Linked DNA regions of Homo sapiens: region 2 is linked to region 1. Evidence: chromatin loops called from intact Hi-C (ENCODE). Cell type or tissue: tibial artery. All regions are shown on one strand. Links, peaks and the distances in the headings refer to the core of each region. The heading gives the core; the rest is flanking DNA.

Region 1 (4,401 bases), core at 273-4,272:
CTCACTGCAAGCTCCGCCTCCCGGTTCACGCCATGCTTCTGCCTCAGCCTCCCCAGTACCTGGGACTACAGGCGCCCACCACCACGCCCGGCTAATTTTTTGTACTTTTAGTAGAGATGGGGTTTCACCGTGTTAGCCAGGATGGTCTCCATCTCCTGACCTCGTGATCCCCCGGCCTCGGCCTCCCAAAGTGTTGGGATTACAGGCGTGAGCCACTGTGCCTGGCCTTACTGTTTATGTTTTCATGCATCTATACCTTATGTTACTAAATCAAAGTGACCAGTTCCACATTATACTACAAGTTTCACTGTGTAATGCATAAGAATTACACAGAGGGAAGGGCCTCAAAAAATGCACTTCTGAAGTATTTTAATGTAAAATTATTTAAGACCATAAAGTTTCATGAAAGCCTAATCTTTCTGGAACCTACACATACTCTGCATGTGAACCAGAGTTAAACTAGTCAAGTATTTTAATACTGAACTAATCTGGAAAAACATCATTTAAAAAATTACTGTATTTATGAAGGAAGAATATAAAATCTGTTAAAAACTTAAAACATCTAAAATAGGTATGAAGAGAGGCTTATGGTGCTCATTTTAACAGCATTCTTGAGTAGGTTACCTTGCAGTCAAAGCATCTGCTCCAGACCAGTGTTTTAAACTGTGGATTATGGTACCACTATGGGTCATGAAATTAATTTATTGCATTATGACTAGCATTTTTTATTTAAAATAGAGAAAAGAATAGAAAATAAAAGCGTACATCACAGATGGTAAGGGTATGTGTTTTTAAGTAAACATTTGTTCATGTGTATATGTGTTAGATTACCTTGTAAAACATATTCCTTATTGTGGGTTACAGGCCAAAAAAAGTGTTTGTTTTTGTTTTTAAAAATCTACAGTTCAGATTTTCCTTAGAAAATGGGGAAAAAAGGAATGTTAGAAAGATCTGACTGCCTATGAACTAGTGAAGGATTTTAGAGGAAGTACCAGGCTATTTTAGAGATCTGATACTGGTTTCAGAAAGGTAATCTTAAGGCAAAGGGTAGGAAATAAAGTTATGTTGTTAGTAGAAATGTCAAATACGGTTAAAGTTGTGAGGAGGAATTATTTTCCTAGTGGACCTACATTTGTTGTGTGTAGATCTGTGACTATTACTGATCTGTTGTAGCACATTTTCCAATCTAAAATGTCCGATACAGCACAATAATAAACATGGGGCAGAATATATGTTTGTTTCTATTTCTTCCCACCTTCCCTTCAATCTTAAAACAAGTGTTTATTAATAAGTCAGACCAAAGCAAATTTCTATCTTTCACAGAGTAATTATCATAGGAACAAATTACTCCCTGAAAATGGTGGAAACTTCTTTCTCCCTCCGAAAAATAAACTTTCAATAAGTGTTTTCTCTCTAGCCAAAGTAAATAAGTTCTTAAATAGGTAACTCTCATTTGCCATCCAACTCATTCTATATATTTAAATAAATGTACTTACACTTGTGTATAGGATTTAAAAGGGGGAAACTTAAGAAGGAAGAAATTGTGTATAGAATTTAAAAAGGAGGCATTATATTGCATGAGTAGAATGAAAAGTATCTAACCAGAAAGCAAATAAGTTAAGGATTATATTATACTGAAATATTTTAATACAATTTAAATATTTCATTACTCTTTCACTTTATTTGCTATTTGTAGATTTCAGTATTGTAATGTTGGCAAGTCTATTTAAGACGGCATTAATAAAAATTTTGTTTTTCAGGCATGTGATACCAAGTCCCTTTCCATTATAGATAAGTAAGGCCTAGGTTGGTTAAAACCTTAGCTAAACACAAAATTTGCTAGAGAATCAACATATAAGAAGCTCTAACTCCAAGCTTATTCACCCCAGATATTTCACCAATGTTAACACATACCCTATTGAACTAAGAAAGGAATTATATTACTAACCAGCAGAGGGAGCCAAGTCAATCATGAAAGGTAGGAGTATAAAGGAACATCATATGACTTCCTGTTTTGAATTTAACTGTATGGCCCCTGCTCACTTTTTGAGTTTACCAAAAAGACAGTCATAAGGAGAGAAAGGCGACCAATGTATCAAATAAGGATACAGTGACAATTATAACTTAGAATTACCTTGCAGGAAATAAATTGGAAGAAAAATTGAATGCAGAACTATACAAGTGAAATGTCTCAGTATTATAACCCAAGATGGAAAAACCATGGAAAACAGTACCTTAATGCCATGATGAATTGCTAGCCAAATGTAACAGTGAATATTTCTTAATAATTCCATTTTCACTTAAAGTTGAAATTAGGCCATAAATAGACACATTTTAAAACTATAAAGTTGTACATCAAATTTATGTGCATTTAATCTAAGAAATAAGGGATAAAATTTAATAAAAAATTATTACAGTGAATTAATAAGGACATGATTTTTCAGCTTAAAATTAGAGAACAGAATTGTTTCCACTACTGTTTATAAACACAACAAATAAAGTAATATCTGTTTTGTGAGAGATGTTTGGAGGAATCTAGTAGCTAAGTGATTATGTCAGTTTATTTAATTTTGTCTAAGAACTTCAAAATGCCTGATAGAATGGGTGCATATTGAATGAATAGATGTGATCTATATATTATTTGAAGTAAAAGTATAAGAGCTGAGCGTTAGCTAACTGCATCAAAATAAATGTAAAGACCCAAACATTTTTAGTTGAATAACCAAATGAATTAGCTAGTCTAGCCCCTTACTCGTTTCAAGGTTTGTGGAAACATACCATATATACTTTTACTCATGTGTTTATTCCTTTCAAAAATATACTTCTTAAGCACTATCTCCATAGGACGTGGAGCATATCTTCATTATGAAGTAGACAAACTTCTTAAATTTTATTGAAAGATTTAATTTCATTGATATATGAACAATCATACAAATTCAGTATGCCACCAGTGATTTCAAGAAAGTGATACTTAGAAGCAAATCATTTATGGGACTAGACTGCCTTTGTAGGACTAACAAATTAGGCACAAGATTAGAAATTATAGTTTAATAGTCATGCAGCTGGAGGCTACACGATTCTGACCCTCCCTAACCTGCTCCTAAGATCAGTGCTTGAGATATTCTGCAGACCCTGCACTTGATGGATCAGCTGGCACCACCCAGATCAATAAACTGGCTCATCTGATCTTGTGGCCACCACCCAGGAACTGATTCAGAGCAAGAGGACTGCTTCAATTCCCTATGATTTCATCTCCAACCCAACCAATCAGCACACTCTATTCACTTGCCTTCCCCCACCCACCAAATTATCCTTAAAAACTGATCCCCAAATGCTCCAGGAGACTGATTTGAGTTATAATAAAACTCCGATCTCCAGCCAAAAAATAAAAAATAAAAAGCAAATTATTTGATTTTGAGTACTAGAAAGTAGACTTTAAACTTTTTGAAGGGTATATTCTTTTATAATGCTATATTATACTGGCATTATTTTATAAATTGGCATTTGGTGTCAAGTCAGTTAATCACAGCGATAATATCCAAGATGTACAGCTCATCAGTCCTAGAGACATTTTTTTTTGTTTGTTTAAGACAGAGTCTCTGTCACCCAGGCTGGAGTGCTGCAGTGGTGCGATCTCGCCTGCCTCGGCCTCCCAAAGTGCTGAGATTACAGGCGTGAGCCACTGCGCCCAGCCTAGAGACATTTTAATGCCAAAAAACCCTCAATGCCACCAGTATTACTACTTCTAATTATTTGTTTCCTTTACACACGAGTTGTGATGAATATGGGCTATTAGAATTGCATAAACAGCCTAAGCTTTTAAATGTTTCCACTCATGAAAAATAGCTATTATGAACTTTTAAACATTAAATTAATAAAGTGCAATAGCTTTACCATGAACTATTCCTTATTGATAAACATAGTAATGGGTTAACTCATGTCAAAGTCCAATAAAAACTAGTAACTTTGTCACCAAAGTCAACATTTCAGCATCTATGATATGTAGTATAGGTATTTCTGTTTTATCTAGTTTTCATTTAATAATCTAAAAGATTCTGGCCGGGCACGGTAGCTCACGCCTGTAATCCCAGCACTTTGAGAGGCCGAGGGAGGCAGATCACGAAGTCAGGAGATAGAGACCATCCTGGCTAACATGGTGAAACCCCGTCTCTACTAAAAATACAAAAAATTAGCCGGGCGTGGTGGTGGGCGCCTGTAGTCCCAGCTACTAGGGAGGCTGAGGCAGGAGAATGGCGTGAACCCGAAAGGTGGAGCTTGCAGTGAGCCGAGATTGCACCACTGCACTCCAGCCTGGGCGACAGAGTGAAACTCCGTCTCAAAAAAATAAATAAATAATAAATAAATAAACTCAAAAACCAAACAAAGGCTGGTGAGAAAATA
Region 2 (4,401 bases), core at 190-4,189, 130 kb after region 1:
CTTTAGATGGAACAAATGAATTTTAAAAATTGTAATCATCCTTCTGATAGGGTGAGATGAGGGATGCTCCACCTTGCTTTTCACTGGTACTCACTATGTACAACTCACATGATTAAGTGCCTAGGTAAGGAACCTTGAGTACTTGACAGAATAAATTGAAGTGACTCCAGGCCATTGAGTGAAAGCTCAGTTTGAAAATGTTTAGCTTGCAGATCAATAACTCATGAGAAAGAAACAGCTTTGAAAAAGTTACAGTCTGTGATCTATGAGGGCATTGTGCCCTGGGAGGACTTAATGGACATGTAGGAGGTATGTTGGGTTATTCTGACTGGGAAGACTTCACAGGATTCTTTAAGTAGCTCTGCTGGGCCTCTCTGGGCTTCTAGAACCATCATGTTCAAATGGGAGCCATGTACCTATGATGAATACATACGTAATGTTTTAAAAGACATGTGAAATGGACTCTTGGTTATTGGTAATACATTTTAATTTTGGAACAGATATATGCTGGTTTGGTCTAAAACACAAAATTCTTTCCAGGAGAATGCGTTGTAATGGGCTGTAGCTATTGATTCAATAAATATTGATCCCTACTGTGTCAGAATATATATTCTGTCTCTATATACTTATAGACATATATGTATATGTATGAATCTGTATAGAGAGAGAATACATAAAAAATTGGTAGTAGATACTTAATACAGTGAATTTACTAAACATGCAGCACATACTGTTTACGTTGCTTCTATGATAGTCATTTCTGCCTTGTATATTCTTACCTTGTAGAGTTACATCATTCTTCTTGTTTGGATTTGGGTTCCCCATCTAGTCTCTGAGCTTTCCTGGGTTGGACTGTATAGTCCTGCTGGCTGTGCCTCTCCCCACTCTACCCCTTAGCAGTAATTAGCAGAGAGCTACTACTAAGCATCAAACGGGGCAGACATTTAGCTGAGAGCAGTTACAGTTCTCTAAAAGCCACTGCCTGTTCTGCAATTTTCTAAGGTAGTGTGTTGACACGATGGGAAATTGATAGAAAGACGTTAGAAGAAAGTATAATATGTCATAAGGCAGTCAGTGCTTCCTAAACTTTAACGTGTCTGCAGATCACCTGAGGATCTTGTTAAAGGGCAGATTCTGCCTCACTGGGTCTCCGGCAGGGCCCGTGAATCTCCATGTAACAAGTTCCCCAGTGAAGCCACGGACTAAACTCGGCAGGAGCAAGGGTATGTGTAAGGGCAGCATTGGAAATCAGACCTTTCAAAGGTAAAGAACTCAGGACGCACCCCTGCCCCAACCCTGGCTGCCCACCCCAAGCTGGGCCACCTGGGATGGCACCTGGCTGGCCCCTGAGTACTGTGTGCGTGCGGGACCCACAAGGGCCCGGCCCCTCTCCCTTCCCCCATTGCCCCAGAACCTGCCGGCTGAGCCTGAGTCGGAGCGCAGCCAGGTGAGGTGGGACGTCTCCACCCGCTCCCCCTGAGACCTGGCAGACCGGTTTTACCTGTCCTGGTCCGGAGGAGGCTCCCGACTCCACTGCAGACAATCCCTCCTCCTCCTCCCCGCCACCGTTCTAGTCGACTACTCTCTTCGTTTTGCTACCTGACACTCCCAAAGCCGCAGAAAGCAAATCCCCAGCACAGCAGCTGGTCGAGCACGGGCTCCAGCGACGTGTGTGAAACTGTTCAACCCAAAACACAAACACCAGCCACTGACATGTTTTAAGAAACGCTACAGTTGGATGACTGCGGAACCAAAACAGACCAAATGGGAGGCAAGAAGGGAAAGCAATTGGCCCAGTTCGGTTGTAGCAGCGGCTCGTGTTACACTCCCTTTGCCAGTTAGCGTCGTGGGCGTTTGTTGCTGTGTTAATTACAGTTCCTCCCGGAGTCGGAGGCGAGAACAGCCCTTGTGGAACAGTTTCAAGTGGAACGTTCCACCAGGAAGAAAACAACTGCCTTCCTCCCCAGCTGGGGAGGGATTCCGCCAGCCGCACTCGGGCAGCCCTGCGGTGCGCGCGGACACCTGCGAGCCGGGCACCCTCGCGCCCCTGCAGCGCGGCTGGAACTGGGACGCCGGGCTGGGGGCCGTGCCCAGGGGCCAGCTGCCGGGACGAAATAAAGCCTTGTTGGCTCCCCCTGAGGGACATGCCTGGCACAGCAGGCAGAGCGCACTTTTCAGTTTTCCTGTTTTCTCTAGAGTTCCTGGGAGCTCCCGGGAAGCAGCGGGGCGCGGGAGGAAGATTGTTTTATCTTCGGATGGGCGGGATGAGAATGGGCGCCAGGGATTCAGAACCAATCAGGGACAAACTTGAGACGGCGCAGCAGGGTGGAAAGTCCACGGTTGGACTTGATCCGGTTCCATATCCTACCTCTGCCTCTGATCAAGTGTGTGACTTTGGGCAAGTTGTTCCCAAGTTGCCCAAAGTCGTTCCACTTTTCTGAGCACCGTAGTCTCACACCTACCTCAAAAGATAGGGAAGAGGTCATACACCTATGTGGCATTGGCTACGTTACCGGGACCCTTCTAAACATATGATCCTCGCAGCAACTTTATAAAGAAGTACTTTTTAAATTGCCATTTCACTGGATCTGTTCTGGGTGATAGTTAGTCGTCATCAGAAATGTGATACTGTGGACGGAAGCATAAGGTTGTCCTCCCCTAGTAACAGTGATCTGTATCTCAGGAGGCTCCCTGTGGTGGGGAGTCTGGTGTCCAGAGCAGGGCTTGTGGGAGAGGGAGATGGAAGGGCTGAGTCCTAGAGATGTTAATGAATGTGCCCACGGTCACACAAGCTGATGAGTGGTAGGGCCAGGATTGGAAACAAAGTGGTCTAGTTCCAAAGTCCATGCTGTAAGCACAGCACTAAACTGCACGTTAAATGATAATGTGTATGTAAAGCACCTGAAGAATAGCAGGGAGGTTGGTGGTTTTTATTGTTTCCATTATTACAGACACATAAACATCAAACTAATCCGAACTAGCAAGGAAAGTGGCAGAGCTGTGAGGGTCCAGGTGATTAAGGAAAATCCATCAAAGGCAGCTGGACAGGAAATGAGAAATAGGAATGTGGATCTCAGCTCTAACTCCATCAATGTAGTCATGCCACCATGCAAGGTGTATCCGCAGCCTAGACGTGGTTAAAGATCCTAGAAAATCAATTAGGCCAAGCCACAGGGTGAGGATGGCTCAGCAAGAAGGGTATGAGTCTATGAGTCTACACCAGTCTCCTGTTACCAACCTGTTCTCTATCAGCTACTTAGTCCAAAAATTCTGAACTGTTAGTTTTTCTACTATTTCAAAAAATACATTTGTCTGCAGTGCTATTTGGGCTTCTTAAGAGTAAAATTCTTGGAATCAACTCAAAAACTGCAATCTAAAAACCACGGTGTGCACTAGAAACTGCCATTTATGCACACTTATGGGCTGGCACAGACACCTAAAATAATATATGGGAAGTGCTTCAGAATGAAAGCTCTGGGTAATGATATTTTAAAAGGATACCATACATGTTTTGATTGGAATGATAATCTTCCTGGGAGAATTTTGTCATGAATGTGTGACTTTTGCTCACAGTTTCATGTCCTTCTTGGTAAAGCTATTTTCAGAATAGCACAGGGACAGGGTAGAAAAGGATCAGCCCAGGAAACAGGTGAGAGTGGTACAGTTTCTGCCTATGAAGAATTGCCATGGAGGTGGAAGGCAGGTTTTTGGGTTCTACAGAGAGCTGCCTACTGATTTTTCACCAGGGCAATGCCCATTCATCAGGATAATCCAGGGCTAGCTGTGAATTTTTGCACATGGAATTAGCTTCCTATTGCTGCTGTAACAGATGACCACAAATCTGGTGGCTTAAAACAACCAAATTTATCATCTTACACTTCAGTATGGTAGAAATCTGACAAAAATATGTCTCGCTGGGTGGTAATGAATGTGTCAGGCTGCAGGACTGTGCCCCTTTCTGCAGGATCCAGGGGCAAATCCATTTCCTTTCTTCTCCAGCTTCCAGAGGCTTCCAGATTCTTCGGCTTATGGGCCCTTCCTCCATCTTTGAAGTCAGCAAGGCAGAGGCAGGCATTGCATCACTCCTGAGTCTCTCTTATGCTTCCCTCATCTTCTTTTAAGGACCCTTATGATTATGTTGGGCCCTCCCAGAGACTGCAGTATAACCTCCCTATTTTAAGGTCCTCTGATTAGCAAACTTAATTCCATCTGCAACCTAAATCCCCCTTTGCAATGTAATGTAATAGATTCACAGGCTCTGAGAATCAGGATGTGGACATCTTTGGGGGCCATTGTTCTGCCTGCCACACACCCCAAATGCTCTGGTAACAGGGATAGCCTTAATTCACAAACATATGCTCAGCACTTATTCTCTGAAAGGCACTTACTCTGTGAAAGGTA

Evidence for each region. Hi-C counts contacts between places; a loop is a spot of excess contacts. Peaks named below come from ENCODE experiments on the same cell type or tissue, not always from the same donor. Only the 100,000 strongest peaks of a DNase experiment are listed, where the experiment ranks them.
Region 2: it touches region 1 in a loop (2.5-fold over the local background); 86 of 110 quality-filtered maps call a loop at or near these places.

The regions. Positions count from the first base shown.
Region 1 is chr5:36,868,192-36,872,592 of GRCh38, reverse strand. It overlaps NIPBL-DT (NIPBL divergent transcript), which reads left to right. Exons shown (of 1, transcript NR_046262.1): 1 at 1-1,232. Among named protein-coding and RNA genes, the nearest start is that of NIPBL-DT, 6.3 kb to the left of the region's middle. In tibial artery, for the core only: a CTCF peak has its summit at 1,956 (motif pointing right); no DNase peak of the experiment used is centred there.
Region 2 is chr5:36,742,498-36,746,898 of GRCh38, reverse strand. No RefSeq gene overlaps it. Among named protein-coding and RNA genes, the nearest start is that of SLC1A3-AS1, 20 kb to the right of the region's middle. RefSeq lists a silencer at 2,092-2,181. In tibial artery, for the core only: a CTCF peak has its summit at 2,156; no DNase peak of the experiment used is centred there; H3K4me3 peaks cover 1,676 bases; H3K27ac peaks cover 987 bases.